Regions from separate parts of the Homo sapiens genome. Here regions 1 and 3 are each linked to region 2. A link is a contact called in ENCODE Hi-C or POLR2A ChIA-PET data. All regions are on one chromosome and are shown on one strand. Each heading gives the region's core, a stretch centred on a gene start or an enhancer-like site at or near the end of the contact. The rest is flanking DNA. Distances are from core to core; before and after follow the strand shown. Region 1 overlaps LOC101928004 (a long non-coding RNA gene). Region 2 has its middle 29 kb from the start of LINC03055. Region 3 has its middle 34 kb from the start of RREB1.

Region 1 (3,380 bases), core at 220-2,719, 130 kb before region 2:
AGAGAGAAGGAAAAAAAAAAACTTTCATCCTCTACAGTTGAGCAGGGAAGGGATGGGGAAAGACTCATTTCCTAATGACAGCCTTTTGTAACTGAAGATCTAAATAAGGTAAAAAATAAAAATGCTTCTCCATTTCTACAAGAAGTGGCCAGCCAGGAAAGGGACTTCTTGTCTAACCCTCCTGTGAAAATGAGGCTCATTCAGTCAGATTTCAACCCAGCCTTCTCCACTTTCTGCCTCCATCACCCTTCCGGGGGCAGAATTTAGCAGTGGTCTGCCACCCCGAGCAGCCGCTCCCACAGGAACTGCCTCATTAAGCTCTGTGACCAGTAACTCCCAACTTAGGAAAAGCTCAAGAAGGACCACTCTGCTTTGTTTGCACTTTTCCAAGAACCCTTACTACATAAAACGTTCTAAACTTGGGAACACTAACTTTTGCACTGTTTCCCACCGAGCCACAGAGCTCGCACCAGCATCACGCTCTCCCTTTGCCAGGATCTGAGCTCGCTGGAGGAAAATACAAGTTCCTCTTTCAGCTTCTTTCCTTCACTTCTGGAGACAAGCTTTCCAGCTACCAAAACAGAACGTTTCCCAGGTTTTCCTCCCACACCTATGAACTTTGTTCCTTGATTAAATCCTAGTTTCCCCTCTAAACAGAACTGGACTATGTCCAACCAATGTCTTCAGTTTCTGCAAACATTAACTCTGATGTTTTTTTTCAAGAGGTTTGTGTTCGGCTTTTGAGTAGGTTCCGGAGGCTGCCAGTGGAAAGTCTGAGGGGGGTATCAGCAGCATTTTACCCCATCCCCCGCATCCCCTCTGGCCAGCAGGACAGGAAAAGGAAGCCTGTTTGCGTGCACGAGCCTGCTGACCGGCCTTTGCCATGCGCTGTGCTTTCCTTTGTAGACACAGAGGGACTGCGAGGGAGGATGAGCAACTCCTTCCTAAGCTGGTAGGGTACATGGCTCCAAGAAACGCTCCTGGTCTGGAGTGGAATGTAGGACCGTTCTCCTCTCACAGCCAGCCACACAAAGCTACCTGTCTTCGGACATCTTTCCCCGACGCTTGAGCAGGCTGCAGGGAAAGGGGCCCGCTTACCCGGAGGAAGGAAACCCTCCGCAGACCCTCCAGGAAGGCAGGCCTGGGGCGCCCCTTCCCCGGGGAGCCTGGAAACCCACAAGGCAGGAGCCATTAGAGGGCAGCACGTGCCTGTCTCATAACACTGAGCAGACTCGTCTTTTTTTTTTCTTCTTCCAATTACAGGGTGTTTCAAAAAGCAAAAGTACCGTGGCTCCAGCGTCAGCAGAAAAACAAGTTAGAAAGACAGGCAGGGGAGGGGGCGATCCCTCCAACTCCAAAGCTGTGCCAGGGAGACACCGCTCTTGGGGAAGTTGGGCTGCAGCCCCCGCACGTGCTAGGAAGATAAGTGAAGGTCCCAACACATCCTGTCCCCTTAGAGCCCCTGGGGCCCAGCAGCCGGGCCCAGCAGCCCGACCCAGCGCCTAGAGCCCATTCGCAGACAGCGCGCTGAGGCGGCTTGGGCGCCATGCCCTTTGGGTTACTCAGCTCTTCAGCCTCCTGGAACGCTAGGACAAAGGAGTGCCTTGGTGCTGGCAGAAGCCGGGGGGCACAGCTGGGTTTTACAAGGAAGGACGAAATCTCATCTCAGCAATCGGGATAGATCAACCGTTGCCCGTCTGAGGTGACCCAATTCAGGGACCAGCCGCTTGGCTCTGAACACACACGTGTCACAACCCCAGCTCGTACCCAGGCCTTGCTAGAGGTAAGAACGTGGCATCCCTCCCTGGGACCAACTCGAGCGCCACTTGGGCGTCCCCTGCCAGGACCGCTCTGCATTGCAAAGGGCCCCTGGGGCGTTCAGGATTGGCCTCTGCCCCTCCTCCCACTGCACCATTCTCTTCTTCCCACCGCACATCTCTTCCTAATTCACCAAGGGGTTCCACCCCAAGGAAGAACTCCTTCGTGCTGGAAAAAGCCTGGGGCAGCACGGTGGGCCTCCCCCTCCATCTGGGTCACCAGAGGCAGGGAGGGAGGAGGCTTGTGTAATCTTACTATTCATTTCTCCGTGCAAGCTCCTCGGGACAGGCCTGAATTCATGATACCATCTCATTGGAAGACCTTTGCCCCCAAAGGGCCTGGGCAGATTGAAGCGTCTAGCAGAGGTGAGGGGTGACAGGTGACCAAACCCCAGCCCTGAGGTCTCACCACCTGCTCACAAGCCCAGAGCTGGGGTGGTGGGGTTCTCACTGCCTTCTCCCCATCCCCCTTCTCATTGCATTTCCTTTCCCCCACTCTGGCCTCGGAACCCAGGCGGCCAGTCCTTAGCCAGTCCCTTCTCGCTGTTGTCCAATCTGTCACTGTGCCTGACTATTCTTTAGGAAGTGGTTACTGTTTGTTGCACACCATTCACAAACACTTCATTTTCAGATCCTGCCCTCTGCACACTACGTGCTAGGACCTTGGCAGGCCCCGTGAGTGGCCAAGTTCCGTACTCTTGGTCATCAGCATCTGATCTGCCTCTGGAACTCCTCTTTCTCCTTCCTTGTTCAATTCAGCGGTTTCAGTTGACAAAGACCAGGGAGCCTCTAACCCCGGGGGCGTACTAACCATAGAAATATCACTCAGTCTAGCATAGAGTGCGCCTATAACTGAATGGGGAACTTCACTGATAGTGCTTCCAGTTTCCAATAGCATTAGGCTAGGTATTTGGACTACATTTCCCACTGACAACCATTTAAAAGCTGGATAAGATATAAAACAACTCAATCTTTCTGTTGAAATTGTCAAATAGTAAGAAGTAATACTGGCTGTTGATCCAGGGAATCATGAGGGACTGAGTCAGTCCTCTCTAATCCTATAGGCATCAGAAAAAATCATGGGTACAGTAATTCCAAAGTCAAACTGACAGGTAGTTTTCATGAAATTTTCCTAGTAAATTATCCCAAAGAACTAATAAGCTGGACAAAAATTATATTGCATGAATATTTATACAATATCTTTTCTGGTAGACTAATTCCACCTAGTTGACAGCTCTGTTAGATTCCTTTGGGGGCCCTCTTGTCTGCCTTGCAGCTGTGCCATTCCTATACAAAGTGCAGAAAGCACCTGCCCTTGTTTGCAGCCATAATGGAAAAAAACCATGCCATTCTACTCTATCCCTCCAATGTCCATAATGCAATTATCAGGTCTCTCGACCTGTCAGATTTTTACTTGCACTCACCAAAAAGGCTTCACTCTTCACCCCTAAGATGGTAGTAATGTAACTACCCCAGTGTTACGGTAAAGGTTTAAATAAGATAATGTACAGAAAACACTGAGCACCACATATCAATAGTAAGTGCCCAATTAATGTTATTCCT
Region 2 (3,099 bases), core at 253-2,752:
GACGTCCTGAAGGACTTCTACTAGAGCCAGGAAGTATCATTAGATTTCCATCATTGACACCCTAACAAATCTTAGAGACTAAGGAGTCACATTTGCAGCCTGCTGGCCATCTCAAAAGCCTGTGCCTCTACTGAGGGAGTGGGAGAAAAAAGACCTCAGGACCAGAATTTAGTGAGATATTCTATAAACTCCAAATCCAACCATTTTCCATCCATTCATTCAACATATATTTATTGAGCTCCTCATGAGTGCCAGCCACCATCTAGGCATTGGAGATAGAGTGGTGAACAAGCCAACTAAGTCTCTGCTTCCATGGAACTTGTACGTTCTAGGGAAGGAGAGAAATCAGTAAACAAATGCATGTGTAAGACAATAGTCATCGAAGAGAATTTTAGGCAGGGATAAATACTACTAAGAAAACTAAGGCAGGCCAGTCATGGTGGTTCACACATGTAATCCCAGCACTTTGGCAGATCACTTGGCCCAGAAGTTCAAGACCAGCCTGGGCAACATAGTGAAACTCCGTCTCTACAAAAAAAATACAAAAATTAGCAAGTCTGGCTGGGTGCAGTGGCTCATGCCTGTAATCCTAGCACTTTGGGAGGCTGAGGTGGGTGGATCACCTGAGGTCAGGAGTTCAAGACCAGCCTGGCCAACATGGCAAAACCCCATCTCTACTAAAAATACAAAAATTAGCCGGGCATAGTGGCATGCGCCTGTAATCCCAGCTACTTGGGAGACTGAGGCAGGAGAATCGCTTGAACCCAGGAGGTGGAGGTTGCGGTGAGTGGAGATTGCACCACTACACTCCAGCCTGGGCAACAGAGTGAGACTCAGTCTCAAACAAAAACAAAAGCAAAAACAAAAACAAAAATTAGCCGGGCGTAGTGGCACGTGCCTATAGTCCCAGATACTCGGGAGGCTCAGATGGGAGAATCACTTGAACCCAGGGAGCAACAGAGTGAGACCCTTTCTCAAAAACGCAAACAACAACAACAAAAATTAGCCAGGTTTGGTGGCTTACACCTGTGGTCCCAGCTACCTGGGAGGCTGAGATGGGAGGATCAAGGATCAAGGAGGTTGAGGCTGCAGTGAGCCATGATTGCACTATTGAACTCCAGCCTGGGCAACAGAGCAAGACCTTGTCAAAAAGAAAAGGAAGAACGAAGGAAGAAACTAAGGCAGAATGGGAGATAGTGATGATGGGTGGGTGGGGTTGCATTCCACAGAGCTGTCAGATAATGGGAGGAAGGAGCTAGACATGGAGGGTCTGGGAAAAGCATCCCAGGATGAGGAACCAACAGAGATCCTGTGTCGCAGGACCAGGTTTGGAGGCTGCTGGCACCATGAGGACGTGAGGGCTGTAAGCTGGCAGAGCTCTTAGAGTGAGCATGCTGAGAGCTGTAGGTCATGGGTCGGAGCGTGGGTTCTATTCTACTGTGACAGGAAGTCATGCCGTGAGAGGATTTCCCCGCAGTGAAGTCAGGTGATTCGTGTCCTTAAATGCTGCCCGAGGACTTCTGAGTAGGTGGAGCCTAGGGAGGGAGAGCAGAGGCAAGGGGATCAGTCGAGCCCCGCTGGTGGGATGAGTCTGCCGGGACAAGGGGTGCTAGCTGTGGTCCTCGTCTGCCTTGTTCTCAGCTGTATCCTGGCCCCCAGATGAAGCCTGGCCACAGTGTACTTGGTAAATAGTGGTTGCAGGAATGACTGAAATCCTGGCCTGAGTGAGCTCACAACTTTCCATATGAGGCAAATAAGCAGATCTGTTGGTTATGACCCAGATACGTGGTGACCAGGGCAAACGTTTGTCAGAGGAGTGACGGGTGGGGGCTGGACTGTCTTCCCGGTACAGCTGTGGAGGAAAGCAGGCAGTGCAGCTGGGACATGCAGCCGCTGTCCCCTGGGGCTGGCGGAAGGGTGTGGAGTGACGGAGAGGGAGAGCTGCTGATCAGGGAGCTGGGCATCCCGTTGCAGCCTTACTGGGAAGCTTGCATCCCAGAGCCGACTTGCCTCACCTTTATTCAGGGATTCAGGCCCTTCCCCTCCCCCAAGGGCTTGCTTAATTCCCCTGGCTTCCTTGAGGCATACTCAGAAATTCCTTTCAGTTCCCCTTTCTGCTGGCTGTGCTTGAGGCAGGGATGGGCCAAATACCCTCCACGCCCTTGGTCCATCCAGAAGTACTGAGTCAACAGCCCTTTCCCAGAATCTACCTCCATCTCTTTCCACACCTGCAGCCGGACTGTTCCCAGGAATGAGGTGGGGCAGGACCTGAGAGCAAAGTGTGAGCTGGTGTGCAGAACCACCCGGAGGTGGAAGGAAGCTAGAATCTAGTGTAGGGTGCCTCTGACACTTGTCCCACACATAGATCTCCCAGGGATGACTGTGTGGGTCCGAGGTGGGATGGAAAACTTGCATTTCTTACAGGCTGCTGGGGATGCTGGTGCTGAGGCTTCCGATCACCCTGGAGGCACGGCTCTGTATGAAGGCAGGGTGAGGTTGGCAGAGGAGAGATAAATACAGTCACAATTTACTGAGTGCCAGACACCGGGCTAAGGGCATTATGTGAATAATCTCTTTTAATCCTCACCAGCCCTGTGAGTTGGCACCATTATTATGCCTATTTAACAGATGAGATTTAGAAAGACTGGTGAACTTGCTCAAGGTCACAGAGCTTGCAAGTGAGACTTGAACTCAATTGTCTGACTCCAGCAGTTGAACTATTAAGAGAAATTCCGAGAGGATAAATCTTGATCGTCTGACTATGATGTGTTGTAAGCAACAACTAGAGAAAAGATCAAGAAATGAAAAAAGATGCCCATACAGCCAACAAAGGGAAGGGTGTATATTGTATATGCAGCTATGACTGGACCCAGTAGAATTTCAGGATGCCTCAACTTCTGAACCAATCAAGATTAAAAATAGCTGTGACAAAAGAAAAAAGATAGCATGACACATTATCCTCTTTGCTTCGAATCTATCTAAAAATCTATATTTCAGGATAAAATTCCCTTCAGATTTAAAAATTTCTCTTTTATTTTTGTTGTTCTACCCCACCACATCCCAGGGCGTTTCGTTCAAAATATGTAGTAAGTTATTTCT
Region 3 (3,462 bases), core at 259-2,758, 220 kb after region 2:
TCCAAGGCTACAAACCTGTACAGCATGTTATTGTACAGAATACTGTAGGCAACTGTAACACAACAGAAATTATTTGTGTCTCTAAACATATGTAAACATAGAAAAGGTACAGTGAAAATATGGTGTTATAAGGAATGTGTATATACTATCCCTCATGGGACCCCTGTCATATATGCAGTCCATTGTTGACTGAAATGCTGCAACTGTGTGTATTCCTACATCTCCCTACATACGTAGAATATATTATATTACATATGTATTAGTGTATAGTAAATATTCCTACATATCATATAATATATAGGAATATATATAACTTTTAAAATATATTAAAATACCTTAAAACTTTTGATGCTCTTATAAGTGGTATTTTTAAGTGTTTCTGTGTACAGTGTTGTGTTTAGTTAGTATGTTTTAAGAGCTGATTATGACCATCTTTGATAAATACTTAAATACTTGTGTTGCATGAGGTACTGCTTGGAGGCTGGGCACAGTGGCTCATGCTTGTAATCCCAGGACTTTGGGAGGCCGAGGTGGGCAGAACACTTGAGGTCAGGAGTTCGAGACCAGCCTGGCCAATGTGGTGAAACCCCCATCTCTACTAAAAATACAAAAACGAGCCGGGCGTGGTGGTGGACACCTGTAATCCCAGCTACTAAGGAGGCTGAGGCACGAGAATTGCTTGAAGGCAGGAGGTGGAGGTTAAAGTGAGCCGAGATTGTGCCATTGCAATCCAGCCTGGGCGACAAGAGCCAAACTCCGTCTCAAAAAAAAACAAAACAAAACAAAACAAAAAGAGAGAGAGAGAGATACTGCCTGGGACCAGAAATATGGACACTTTTATCTGGCTGATGGCCCATCACGATTACTGCTCTGTTCTCACAGGGTTGAACATTTTACTCACTTTACATGATTTTAAACCACTGTATCCCATTGACTTCTGTTGTTGAAACAGAGGATTTTGGCAGCCTGGTTCATTTTCTCTTGTATATCAGGTTCTTTGGGTTCACTATTTTCTTTTTAATAAGATCATGATATTTCAGTGTTTACCTATAGCTCACCCACCATTTAGGTTTTATTTCCAGTGCTCTCATGCTTCCCTAAATCCTGTACGAAAGATGCTATGTCAGGAGGCACGGTGACTCAGGCCTGTTGTCCTGGCACATAAGAAGGCGAGGTCAGGTGTTTGAGACTAGACTGAGCAACATAGGAAGCTCTCATCTATTAAAAAAACAACAAAAAAACCAAAAACAAAAAAACATGCTATGTCCTTGGCTATTCGAGCCACAGCTTTGTGCATTGACACACATCCAGCATCAGCAAGCTTTTTCTAAATGAGAACAAGCGTCATTCCTTTGTCCATTTGTCAGACTTGTCACATATGTCTCTATGGGATTATAGTTTTTTTAAAAAAAGAAAAGAAAGTAAAGGGGGAAATATCTGTAGGTTCCCCTTGCCTGTGTGTTCCTCTGCTTTCAGCTCTTCAGCACAGGCAGTCTCGGTCACGTGGCCCTGCTCACGCAGGGCCCAGACCCACGCTGCGAAGCTCTGTATGATTGTGTTTTGGGTTGCAGGAGGCAGAAACTCAAAGTGAAACCAATGAAAAAAACCAATGTGTTCTTAATGGTTTTTACCTAAACCATAAATCCCTCTCTTCGAGGGAGAGGGGAATCACCCAAGATTTGGCCCAGTTCCCTCATTAAGTTCCAGGGCTATATTTGTCTGTATTTTTTCTTTTCTTTTCTTTTTTTTTTTTTTTTTTTGTTCATATGTGTGTCAGTTTGGTGACGACCTGTGTCCAACTCACTCAAGGAAGATATTTAAAATGCAGATTCCAGGGCCTGATCTAGACTAAGGGAATAAGACAGTGGGAAGAGGAGGAGGTAGAGAGTTGAGTCTCCTGACTCCCTGGTGGTGCTGACAGTCAAACAGGACTTACTAACAATGATGAAGGTATTATGGGCTCAGATTTTTATCCATCACTACATTATCACTAAATTTTTTTTTTTTTTTGAGACCAAGTCTCACTCTGTTGCCCAGGCTGGAGTGCAGTGGTGTGATCTTGGCTCACTGCAACATCCGCCTCCTGGGCTCAAGCGATTCTCCTGCTTCAGCCTCCCGAGTAGCTGGGACTACAGGCGCACACCACCATGCCCAGCTAATATTTGTATTTTTAGTAGAGACGAGGTTTCACCATGTTGGCCAGGATGGTCTCGATCTCTTGACCTCGTGATCTGCCCACCTCAGCCTCCAAAGTGCCAGGATTACAGGTGAGAGCCACCGTGCCAGGCTTAATTTTTATATTTTTAGTGGACACAGGGTTTCACCATGTTGGCCAGCCTGGCCTCGAACTCCTGACCTCAGGTCATCCACCTGCCTCAGCCTCCCAAAGTGCTGGGATTACAGGCATAAGCCACTGCGCCTGGCCTAATGGAACATTTTTTACCAGGTTTAAAATAAGATATCTAATGCCAGATGCTGTGGCGCACACCTTTAGTCCCAGCTGCTTGGGAGGCTGAGGCAGGAGGTTTGCTTGAGCCCAGGAGTTTGAGACCTGCCTGGGCAACATAGTGAAACCGCATGTCTATATGAATAAAATAAATAAATAAATAAATAAATAAATAAATAAAATAAATGAAATAAGATAGCTAACACTTATTAAGTGCCATGTGTCAGGCAGGCACTTCACATTTAAACCTATGTGTAGGCTACTATTGTTAGTCCCACTTTATAGAAAAGGAAACTGAGGCACATAGAGTTTAAATGCTTTGCCCTGAGTCAAACACCTGAGGCAGAATTGTCATGTTCTTTGACAATCTTCAAAGCAAATTCACGATATTTGTTAATTACAAAATAACGGAGTCTCTGGCACAAATGGGCCCAAAGAGTCTGCTTGGATCATAATCATGCCTTGGTGCTATATTAGGTCCCTTATAAATTATTCATTCTTTTAGCAAGTTCTTACTGAGCATTTAGAGTCCCCGTGGCTTGGGACAGGTATTCCACAAAAGGGAGGGATGTACAGGAAGTTATACAGACAAACTAGAAACTTCTTAGCAGATGCCTGTGCATAAATGAGAGGACTTGGATTAGGGCTGGGGGGAGCGGTGCTGACAGAATTACTGTCCAGAGAGCTGTTATCTTGTTATCTGTTATCTTGGCTGTGTGCTAAATGTTTTAGGTGTATTTTTTTCATTAATTTCTCACAAGAACCCCACTGGGTTAAATTCTATGAATAATCTATTGAACAGGAAACTGAGGCTTAGAGATGTGAAGAGACTTGCCTGTGGTCATATGGCTTCGGCCTCATGGTTGTGATATGAAGGCAATGCGTATCTCTCTCTGGACCCTGGCTTTCATCCGCTGGATTTTCTGCTTTCGTCAAATAGGATTTTGTTTTCTAGAAGAGAACTGCCATCCCTCTGATAGTGACCCAGATGGCCCCATCACTAGGATCACTCTGGG

What was found. A loop is a pair of places that touch in the nucleus more often than their neighbours do. ChIA-PET counts read pairs that join two places held with the same protein, here RNA polymerase II (POLR2A). Pooled maps may share reads with other maps.
Region 1: a map of PC-3 shows a loop between it and region 2 (2.2-fold over the local background). The contact joins two enhancer-like sites. A Hi-C loop is called at or near these places in 1 of 168 maps with a recorded cell type or tissue (PC-3) and 6 of 50 pooled maps. POLR2A ChIA-PET finds 5 or more read pairs at or near these places in 1 of 52 experiments (MCF 10A).
Region 3: a loop to region 2 is called in a pooled map, with 13 times the contacts of the local background. The contact joins two enhancer-like sites. A Hi-C loop is called at or near these places in 1 of 37 single-sample maps with no recorded cell type and 8 of 50 pooled maps. POLR2A ChIA-PET finds 5 or more read pairs at or near these places in 2 of 52 experiments (MCF 10A and activated naive CD4-positive, alpha-beta T cell).

Annotation. Positions count from the first base shown.
Region 1 is chr6:6,723,518-6,726,897 of GRCh38, forward strand. The region is part of intron 2 of LOC101928004 (a long non-coding RNA gene); the gene reads right to left. LOC101928047 (a long non-coding RNA gene) reads left to right here. Exons shown (of 6, transcript XR_001743949.2): 5 at 1,264-1,783. Among named protein-coding and RNA genes, the nearest start is that of LY86-AS1, 100 kb to the left of the region's middle. RefSeq lists enhancers at 1,266-1,959, 1,276-1,335. Within about 2 kb of position 1,470, at least 29 of the 41 ENCODE cell types and tissues checked have a DNase peak (open chromatin) inside an H3K27ac peak, as active enhancers do; they include PC-3, where a contact is called at or near this core.
Region 2 is chr6:6,855,234-6,858,332 of GRCh38, forward strand. No RefSeq gene overlaps it. Among named protein-coding and RNA genes, the nearest start is that of LINC03055, 29 kb to the right of the region's middle. RefSeq lists an enhancer at 1,423-2,622. Within about 2 kb of position 1,503, at least 21 of the 41 ENCODE cell types and tissues checked have a DNase peak (open chromatin) inside an H3K27ac peak, as active enhancers do; they include PC-3, where a contact is called at or near this core.
Region 3 is chr6:7,072,428-7,075,889 of GRCh38, forward strand. No RefSeq gene overlaps it. Among named protein-coding and RNA genes, the nearest start is that of RREB1, 34 kb to the right of the region's middle. RefSeq lists an enhancer at 1,233-1,472. Within about 2 kb of position 1,509, at least 5 of the 41 ENCODE cell types and tissues checked have a DNase peak (open chromatin) inside an H3K27ac peak, as active enhancers do.